Linked DNA regions of Homo sapiens: region 1 is linked to region 2. Evidence: chromatin contacts called from ENCODE Hi-C data. All regions are on one chromosome and are shown on one strand. Each heading gives the region's core, a stretch centred on a gene start or an enhancer-like site at or near the end of the contact. The rest is flanking DNA. Distances are from core to core; before and after follow the strand shown.

Region 1 (4,777 bases), core at 1,077-3,576, 260 kb after region 2:
TTTCTCTAGAGGAGAAAGATTGGCTGAAGCCAGTGTATGCTTGCAGCCCCTGAGCTCACAAGTCTGCATATCCTGAGGATCAGGAAAGTGCTTCCTGTTGTCTAATGTAAATCTTGTTCCTGTAACACCAGTATATGTCAAAGCAGTGATTCTCAACAAGGGGTAATTTTGCCCTGCAGCAGACATTTGGCAATGTTTGGAGACATTTTTGTCTGTCACAAGTTAAAGCAGGGAGGTACTATTGGCATCCACTAGGCAGAGGCCAGGGATGCTGCTCAACATCCTTACAGTGCACAGGGCAGCCCCCACAGCAAAGAATCATCTGTCCCAAAGGTCAGTGGTGCTGAAATTGAGATCCCTGATGTAAACTATGGGCTTTGGAGCCAGACAGACCTCGGTCTGAATCTGCGTCTGCCACTGACTAGCTGTGTACTCTGGGGCAAGTCGCTTCTCCTTTCTCTGAGCCTCAGTTTGCTCATCACCAAAACTGGCACTAACAGCAGCCCTCACCTCTTGAGAACTGTTCAGACTGCCCACATCCAGCACCCAGCACACAGCCTGGTGCTGGGTAGCCCCTATCAGCGATAGCCATGATTATTCATTTCCTTCTTCCATGGTGAACCACACGGAGTGGGAACAAAGGTCTGGTGGCTGGACCTGGAGCTCCTCAAGGGTCAGTCCTCCCTCTGGCTGCAGTCCCTGGCACAGGGTGGGCCTATTGTTTATGTTGAGGGAGAGACTGGGTTGGCTTACTGTGGACCTGAAGGAGGAGCCAGAAGGAAACCCGATCCCAAGTGGGCAAAGGTCACTTGAGGCTCACCTTGTTTACCCTTTCCTCCAGTCCAACCCCAGGGAAGCCATGGGGCATGATGGGTGGGGTGGGATGGGATCAGGACACAGAACATGCTAATGAATATGGTCCTTCACTCAGGGAAGTGCCGTGCATTACAACTGGGCATCAGGGAGGAGGGACATTTGAATGGACACAACCAGGGCAGGTAGAGGTTTGGGGGTGGGGTGGGAAATGGCATTCAGGCCCAGAGAACAGCATGCTCAAGGCCTGGGTGTGAAGAGAAAGTCTTTCCCAAAGGATAGTCCTTGAACCCACCTGGTCTGGCCTTTTCTCCCCATCCATCTTCCGCAATCTCAACCAGGGTCCTCCCACCTGAACAACGTGGCAGCCCTTCTGTCCCCCATCCAGCCTCTCCTCTGCCCTGCTGTCCCTCTGCCCCATCTATCCCGCAGGAGCCCCCTTGAGCCTGTCATCCTGCCTGGTTGTAATAGCTTTCACCACCTTCTCATTGCTCTGTGAGAAGACCAAAGTCCAATGGCCTGTCTCTGTCACAAGCCCCTTTCTCAGCTCAGGCCACCTCAGGGATTGTCCCCCACTTCCATCCCTTGTGTCTCAGCTGGGAAGAGCTGTCTAGACTTTCTCTATCCCTTCTAGGTGGTTCCCCAGGACCTGGAACCCTCTTTTTTGTCTCCTGGGAAGTGACATTTCTTTGGATGAGTATAAGGCTAATGTCTTGGCTTTCTGAGCTCTGGGGACAGGGGAATGGACTCCCTAGAACCCCAACTGGTCCCTAGACTTTGAGCCTAGGGGACACTCGGTGAATAGATGAATGAGTGAATGAATGAATGAAGGAGTTATGGCTGACAACCAAGTTCCATGTCTGGAAAGGAGGCTCAGGCGCCTGCCAGGAGCAATAGAGAGGTCTCAAAGGTGGGGGCAGGAAAGCAGAAGACTGCCAATCGGGGTAGGGGCAACTGCCAGTCCGAGTAGGGGCAGTTCCCAGAACCGCCTGAGGAGCAGTGCAGCGCCCGACCAGCGAGAACCTCCGACCCTGGAGTCTAACCAGCTCAGTCTTTGGGGCAGAGCCGGGACAGCGGGCTTGGCGGCGGGCACCGCGCCCGGCCGCGTCCGAGCTCCAGCCAACAGGAAGAGCAGGAGTGGGGCCAGGAGAGGCGGGCCAGCTGGCCAGTGGGGAGTCCCGGGCGTGGGTGTGGGGAGCGGGGGAACCCCCGCCGGCCCCTCCCAGGCCCCAGCGGGCGGAGGGAGCCTCCCCACCGGGCCTCAGCGTCCTCCTCTGTAAAATGGGCCCCTTCTGAGGGCTGGCTGCGCGCTAATGGCGGGAGGATGCGAAGAGGGCCAGGCAGGGCAGAGGGACCGGGAGACTCGGTGTCCCGCGCAGGCAGAGGCGGAGGGACGCTGTCCCCGATTGCAGCTGGCGGGGCGAGGCCTGGCAGGGCGAGGCCTGGCGGGGGCGGGGCCTGGCGGGGGCGGGGCCGGCGGCACCTGGGTGAGGTCGCTCGGCCCCGCCCCCTCGCACTTCCGTGTGCCGCGGCGCCGGAGCCCGAGGCGGCTGTAGCCCACATCTCCCGAGCGACCCCCGGCGCCCGCCCGCCGCGCGGAGGCCCGGGCCACACCTCACTGGCCGCTTGGCCCATCCCAGTCAGCGCCGCGCCGAACCCCGTCCGCGCGCGCCGGGGAGCGGCGCCCCCGCCGCTGCCGCCGCGACCCTTGGCGCCTGCCCCTGCAACGGGAGGTAAGTGAGGGCCGGGTCCGGGCGCGGGATCGGGGCTACCCCGAGGGCGCGGCGCCCTTCCTTCCCCCTTCCCGCCCCAGTTCCCGTTTCCGAAACTGAGAAACTGAGCCGCGGTCAGCGAAAGTCCCGCCGCGCCGAGACCTGCCGGTGACTCCGTCCCCCTGTCCGTCTGTGTGTCCCTCCGCTAGACAGTGGGGGCTGAGGTCCTTCTGTCTGCCCGCTCCCGGCCCCTCCACCCGCCCGTGTGTCTCCCGCTCCTCCGAGGGGCCCGTCCGTCCCTCCCGACTCTCTCCCGGGCCCTGTGTCCGTCCGTCTGTCGCCACCCACTCTGTGTTCTCCCCCTGCGCGCCTCTCCGAGACCCGATCCTTCTGTCCCTCGCCACCCGATCCGTCCGTCCCTTGCCCTCCGCGTGCTCCATCGCCCCACCCCCACCCACACCCCTACCCCCGCCCGCCGCCCCCTCGATCCCGTCCTCCCGGAGCCGCGCCCCCGGCCCACGCTCGCCGCCCCCTGCCAGTCCAGCCGCCTCTCCGCTCTACCGCGGGGCCCAGGCCAGGCCGCCCGCCGGGCCTCGCCTCCCGCCCCTGGGTCCCTGGAGGCCCGACCCGCGCGGCGCCTCCTCCTCGCTGTCTCTTCTTTCGGTCTCAAGAGTCTTTCTCGGTCCCTTCATCCGTCTCTGGGCTGGGCGTGGCTCCAGTCTCCACCATCCCCCTTCCCACCCCACCCCTCCGCCCCTCTGAGACCCCTCCCAGGGTGGCCCCTGCCCGATACGGTCTGTACTCGCCCCCAACCCAGATGCCACTCCCGTTGTGGGGGCTCCACCAGATGAGGGGAGGAGGTCGGGGGGGGGGGTCCTCCTGGCTGGTGGTGGAGCGGCAGAAGGAGAGCACCATCGGAACTGCTCCCACTTCCCCAGTTCCCTCTCTCTTGGGGCAGGGGAGAGCCCCACCGAGCCCCGCCTTAAACCTGGTCAGAAGGATCTGCTGTGAGTGGGCGGGGGGTCCCCTTCTCTGACGCCTACCCTGTATGCGTGGAAGCTGTCTCCTTGTGCTAAGTCACTGGTATCTGGGTGTGTGGGTATGTTGTGTGTCTGTGTCAGCTTCTGTGCTGTCTGTCACTGTGGGACTTGCCTGTGCATGTGTGTCCTTTTTCGCATGTGTGACTTGCTTGTGTGTATGTGTGTATGTCTGTTTGTGTCCTGAGGCTCTGTGTGTGTCTTTTGCAACTGTGTGTACCATTCTTGGTGTGTTTGTTGTCACCAGACTCGTGTGTGTGTGTGTGTGTGTGTGTGTCCTTGCCTGCTAGTGTGTGTGTCCCTGTGTGTCTGGAGGTTTCGGTGTTGCACACTGGGTATATCATGGTGACCAACTGGCCATGAGTACGTTAGATCTGTTAATTGTGGAAGCCCCTGGTGTTGGGTGCCTACCCACCAGTCTCATGTGTGAGTGTATCTGTATAAGTGTGTGTATGTGTGTGTACTCACGTGTGGCTCTCCCTCTGCCACTGAGTTTCTGTGACCAGGCCCACCTGGTCACTAAGGGAGGGGACTGATCCCTGGGGTTTCCTCGTTCCTGCTGTGGAGTGAGCTGGGGCTTGGTGAGCAGGCCAGCAGAGGGAGGCTGTATGGTGCATGTGTGATATGTGTGGTTGTGTGTGTGCGTGTGTGTGTGACAGAGAGGTGTGGTGGTGTCTGGGCAGCTGTACCTGGCTGATGGGTGGTGTGAGGGCTATGCGATGGGACAGTGCTGGGGTAAGCCTGGGAGTGTGTGGCCACGGTAGGAGTGTGTGACTGGTGGGACACAGTCTATGAAACTGCCGGTGTATGCTTGGGGAGTGACTGTGATTGTGGGGAACCGAGAGTGCCTGGGCGTGGGTGTTAGCGGCAGGAGGGGGTGTGACAAGGTGTGTGGTGACAGTGCTGGGAGGGAAGGTGAGAGCCCAGTGTGGGGGTGTGTGTGTGAGTGTGTGGGAGACCATGAGGATGTGGGTGTGCACATGGAGAGGGCTAGAGGGCAAGTCTTGGGGTTTGTAGTGTTGTGACCAAGACCTCGGGCTCTGTACCCAAGAATTATTTGGGCTCCAATACTTGCTTGTGCCTGTTAAGAGCAAGAGACCCAAGCTAGGCCTCTCAAGGCTGAGTGTCCTTATCTGCAGAATGGAGAGAGTGAGGACAAAAGTTCCTGTGTTAAAGGTCCTTTAACACAATCTTGGCCCATAGTGAGAACACAGC
Region 2 (4,769 bases), core at 2,013-4,512:
AAGGCAGTGCTGACACTGGGACATGTGTGTGGGTGGTGCCTGTAACAGTCTGCATGTTTATGCAGCTTGAATAATGGGCTACCATGTATGACCTGGCATATACATTCTCAACTGCCTGGACCAAGAGGGTCTATAAACCCTACATAGTAAGGCAAGAAGTCTATCAAAGCACCAGAATGAGAAATTCTTGCAGAACCAGAATCCTCCCCAGAGACATTAATATATATAAGTAATCTTCCTTCAGGACAAACCTCTCCAGATTAAAAACAAAGAAACAAACAAACAAAAACAAGGCAACGTGTAAGTGGAGAAAAAAGTGATTTTTCTGGATAGAAAAAGGAACATAAAGACAGTGGTCTGAGGGGTCACTGAAATCAGGGAGGTGAAGTAAGGAAAACTACCTCACAGCTTGTCTGCAGAGAAATGGGTTCATTCTACAGTCAGAGCTGGTCCAACAGGAAACAATAGTGTTGGCCATCAGGACTGGGGAAGCGTTCCAGAAGACAGGCAGTGAGCCCATTGCCTCGAGGGCCACGGGTACTCAGAAGGGAAAAGACTGTGATCTCAAAAACAGCCCCTCAAAGGACAACGGCTGTTTAAACTGCTCAGAACAGACTGGTTGGTATTTAAAATGTTTGAAGATAACAGAACTGAGGAAGGATGGAGTGGCCTCACCTTAACACACACTAAGACTTCCCTCCCTCAGGGCTGCGAGGGGGACCCTCGTCAGGGGAGCCTGGCCTTCAACAGATGCCCCTCCTGGCAGCTCCGCCAGACTGAGAAGGACGGAGGACTAATAGCCCAGGACAAAGCCAAATGGCTCGCAGATGTACTTCCTTAAGGCTACCTTGATCTCGTTCCTCTTCCACCTTAGAGATTTCTTCCTCTTCCCAGTAGTTCAAGAAGGAAAAGCCTCGCAGTTCTATTTCAACAGGACCAAGAAATCTGAGAGATAAGAAGGGCCCCACCCTGACTGCATCCCAGTCAGTGGGCTTCTTCTTGTCCAGCTCCCAGAGTACCATTGCCCTGGCCTGCTCTGTCTGCTTCTAGGTAGGGGGAGGAGGCTCTTGCTCTCACCTCCATTTCTGTGTCAGGGCAGACATAGCTCTAGCCTTTCCAGCTCTTCTCCCCATCACTCCTACCCACATCACCCCAGGACCCACCAGCCATTTCCACAAGCTCCGTCCACGTCAAGCCTCACAGTGAACAAGAGACTGCTTTCTAGTTCAATCTCTGCACACAGAAAGTACCAACCACAGTGGGATTTGCACATGTGCTCACGCTGAAGATTAAGTAAAGAAGTGAATATGTCCCTGAAGACTCCACTCAGAACACATTCAACCCGATACACTTCTCAGCTGTGAGCAACTCTGCCCTGTCATCATCACATTTCCTTCTCTGAATCACAAGTGTCAAACCCTAGGGGACAAGCCGGGCCATCAGCATCAATCAAACCTATGGAAACAGCCAGAGCTAGGCTAAGAAACCTCAGGTTAGGGAGCAAAAGAAAAATTTAACCTACACTTCCTTCAGAGAGAAAGGAAGGCTGTCTGGAGGACAGAGAAGTAGGAGGGGTATGAAGATCCACTCACCATGTCTTGAAAACACACACGTACAGTACATGCGCCCAAGTCAGCAGCGGATTTTGGCTAAGTTGTCACAAATTATTACTGTGGGAACAAGTGGGTATTTGTTTAGCAGAGAAAAAGCAAGGCAAGTTGGGACTAAAAAGGAAAGAAAAAGTGGCAAACATAGACAGTTGGGCACTTATAAGACTTATCAAGGACAGGCCACCAGAAGAACGCGGTATCCATGATCAGAGCCTCTTCAGGGTTACTTAAAGCCTGAGAGAATTCACTCAAAGAAACCCCAAGTTATAAACAAGCAAGGTGGCCACTCCAGCAACTGGACCCCACAAGACAAAGGCACACAGCTGCAAGATCCCTCCTGAGTACCCCAAAGCATACTTTCTGCAGGAACTCTCCACTCTGTCCACACAAGCACAGTGGGGAAGTTTTGAGAACAAGTCATTTTTGGAATTAATGACTCTGCACAGATAGTTATAACCTTTCCTTCCCCCTAAAACGCAGTCACAAGGGCACTCCTAGGCTTACATGTCGAGCAAAACTTCTTGTTACTTTAATAAGGGAAGGATGCACACGATGAAAAACAGAAGCCCCCCCCCACCCCCCATCAGCACACATGAGAACAGGGTGGGGGCTTCCTTCTCTATTCAGCCACTAAGGTGCCCAAGTTTAATGGAAAAGGAAACTTAAAATATAAAGAATAAAAGTGGAAAGGGAACAGCCAGGGGAAGCTATAGATGCGGCTTATTAGGAAAGCTTGGGACAGAGATGGAACAGGTGGGCCTGTTCCGGAAGAAACGAGAGGAAGGGGATCTGGGGAAGAAGGCAGACTGGGTGGGTCCTACCCTGACAAAAGGGAAACTAAAGCTGAGGAAGAAGGGCCACGGAGAGGGAGGCGGGTACTGGGAAACGGAAGGCATGGCCCTAACACTCCAGGTGTTGAGAGGGATGCAAAGTAGCAGGATTTAAATGTGAACGGAGAAGGCAGATCCTTGAAGAGTGAAGGGGCAGAAAAGAGCTCAGCATCGCACTGGGGATTGAGGGATGTGGGTTCTAAGCACGAAGAGCCCCTGAGAAGGGGCGGACAAGGGGATGTCACCCTTGGGGGTCATGATTCCAGGCTGGGAAGTGGGGTAACAATTCGAGATGGTAAGGTGGGAGGTAGGCGAGTTTTAGACTGGCGTCTCAAAAGACAGACGTTTAAGGTGGAAAGGGGAAGGGTCACTCCTGTCTGGAGGCCACAGCGAGTAGGTGAGGGGCTCGGGCTACCCCTAGTGCAGGAATACCCAGCCTGGGTTTGCGGGGGAGGAGCAATTCGGGTCCCAAGGCCTGAACTCTCCGCGCAGGAGGGGCCCCCAGGGGGGCCGGGCCGCGGCTGCCGCGCAGGGCCTCCGGAGGGTCGGGGGGTCCCAGACTCACGCATTAACGTGCTGAAGGCCACGACGCCGAGCAGCCCCTGCAGGAAGATGCCGAAGCTGTGCATGAGCGCGCCGCTCTCGCAGCGGCCCGCCCCGGACGCGACTGTGGAGGGCGGCCCGCCTGGCAGTCCCCGGCTCGCGTTCCCGGCGGGGCCCTGCATGACAGGCCTCGCGGGAGGGGCGCGAGGGCCCAGGGCCCGCCCGGCCTCGCTGCCTGCCGGCGCAGCGCCGCCAAACCCGCAGCCGGGATCCCAAGCCTGAGCCGGTACCTCCGCCCGGCCGCCGACTCCGCGCCGCGCGTAACCCGACGTCTGAGATCGCAGTGCCTGATTGGCGCAGCCAAGGTTGGGGCGGGCCTCGGCCGCGGCAGCTCTCCCCACCCGCCCCCGAGGGGCGGGGCTCCGGCCGGGCCACGGGGCGGGGTCGCGGGTCCCGCTCCCCTCTCCAACCCCGCCACGCCCGCAGGTAGACAGGCCAGGTGAGCCGGCCACCGCAGACCGGAATGAGAGCCTGGGAATCACGAGCTCCAGGTCCGGAGGTAGGAGCTGGGACGGCCTGTGGTCAAATTATTTTTCCCTCTAAGGAAAATCCCTATATCCTGGAGAAATTATCATCATTCCTGAATTCCACCCTCAGAGATCGTGATTCAGTAGTTCTGGGGTGGGTCCCAATAGTTTGCAGCCTGGATTATTCTGAAGCAAGTGAATAAGGAAAACAATCTGAGACTGAGTACAGGAGTCTTCCCTCCAACCCAGACATTTGAGTCTTTTTCCTACTTCCCTAGCTAAAGGCTTATCAAGGCCCCAAGTCTATTTTCTTTTTTCATAGACATAATTTAAATGGTCACCTGAATCCAATCACTTTCATTTGGAAATATACCAGGTTTCACACTGAAAACCTGACGTGCACATGTCCCACCTTATTCACTTGGGGAGCACAACTACCTTTAGAGTGTAAAAGACAAATGGTTGGTATTTTCCAGGCTCCAACATCCCCCTGCACACACACACTCCCATCTAACCCTTTCCAACTTCTCAGAACCTGTGCTCTGCCTTTAACAAGACCCTGAGTCCCCATTCTCTCACCCATTCTCCCAGCCCAATCTGGGCTCTCTCTGGATACCTTCTTGTTGGTGCTCTAGAGCCGCTGACCTTCCTGCTGCAGAATGTCAGTGAACACATGGTGTAAGTCCAGTTGACACTCACCCATTCTCCCAGCCCAATCTGGGCTCTCTCTGGATACCTTCTTGTTGGTGCTCTAGAGCCGCTGACCTTCCTGCTGCAGAATGTCAGTGAACACATGGTGTAAGTCCAGTTGACACTCACCCATTCTCCCAGCCCAATCTGGGCTCTCTCTGGATACCTTCTTGTTGGTGCTCTAGAGCCGCTGACCTTCCTGCTGCAGAATGTCAGTGAACATATGGTGTAAGTCCAGTTGATACTGAGCTACGTGTTTTCAACGGTAAATATCATCTCTAGGAAAAAGTTTCCTATTAAATAGCCCCCCAAATTCCAATTACCTAAGAGGGTTATATGCTAGCTAAAAGCTTTCTTGGTGAACAGGAATATTAACCTGATTAGAGAATAAAAATGCAATTCTCCAGCCTTCTCTTACATTTTCACACCTCTGTGCCTTTATGTAGCATTCTAGCTGCATGGATGCCATTCCCTTTTCCCTGCTCCATGAACTGCTCCTCATGTGTCAAAGCCTTTCTGACCTCCCTCTCCCTCTTGCTCCCACATTACCTAGTGTGTACTGTTCCACC

The links. A loop is a pair of places that touch in the nucleus more often than their neighbours do. Pooled maps may share reads with other maps.
Region 1: a map of CD8-positive, alpha-beta T cell shows a loop between it and region 2 (17-fold over the local background). The contact joins the promoter of PRKCD here to the promoter of STIMATE in region 2. A Hi-C loop is called at or near these places in 2 of 168 maps with a recorded cell type or tissue (both CD8-positive, alpha-beta T cell), 3 of 37 single-sample maps with no recorded cell type and 15 of 50 pooled maps.

Annotation. Positions count from the first base shown.
Region 1 is chr3:53,158,883-53,163,659 of GRCh38, forward strand. It overlaps PRKCD (protein kinase C delta), which reads left to right and starts at 2,327. Exons shown (of 19, transcript NM_006254.4): 1 at 2,327-2,546. RefSeq lists an enhancer at 95-174 and silencers at 1,829-2,778, 3,049-3,278.
Region 2 is chr3:52,894,286-52,899,054 of GRCh38, forward strand. It overlaps STIMATE (STIM activating enhancer), which reads right to left and starts at 3,263. Exons shown (of 8, transcript NM_198563.5): 1 at 3,006-3,263. The coding sequence starts at 3,165. It overlaps STIMATE-MUSTN1 (STIMATE-MUSTN1 readthrough), which reads right to left and starts at 3,263. Exons shown (of 10, transcript NM_001198974.3): 1 at 3,006-3,263. The coding sequence starts at 3,165. RefSeq lists a silencer at 2,816-3,525.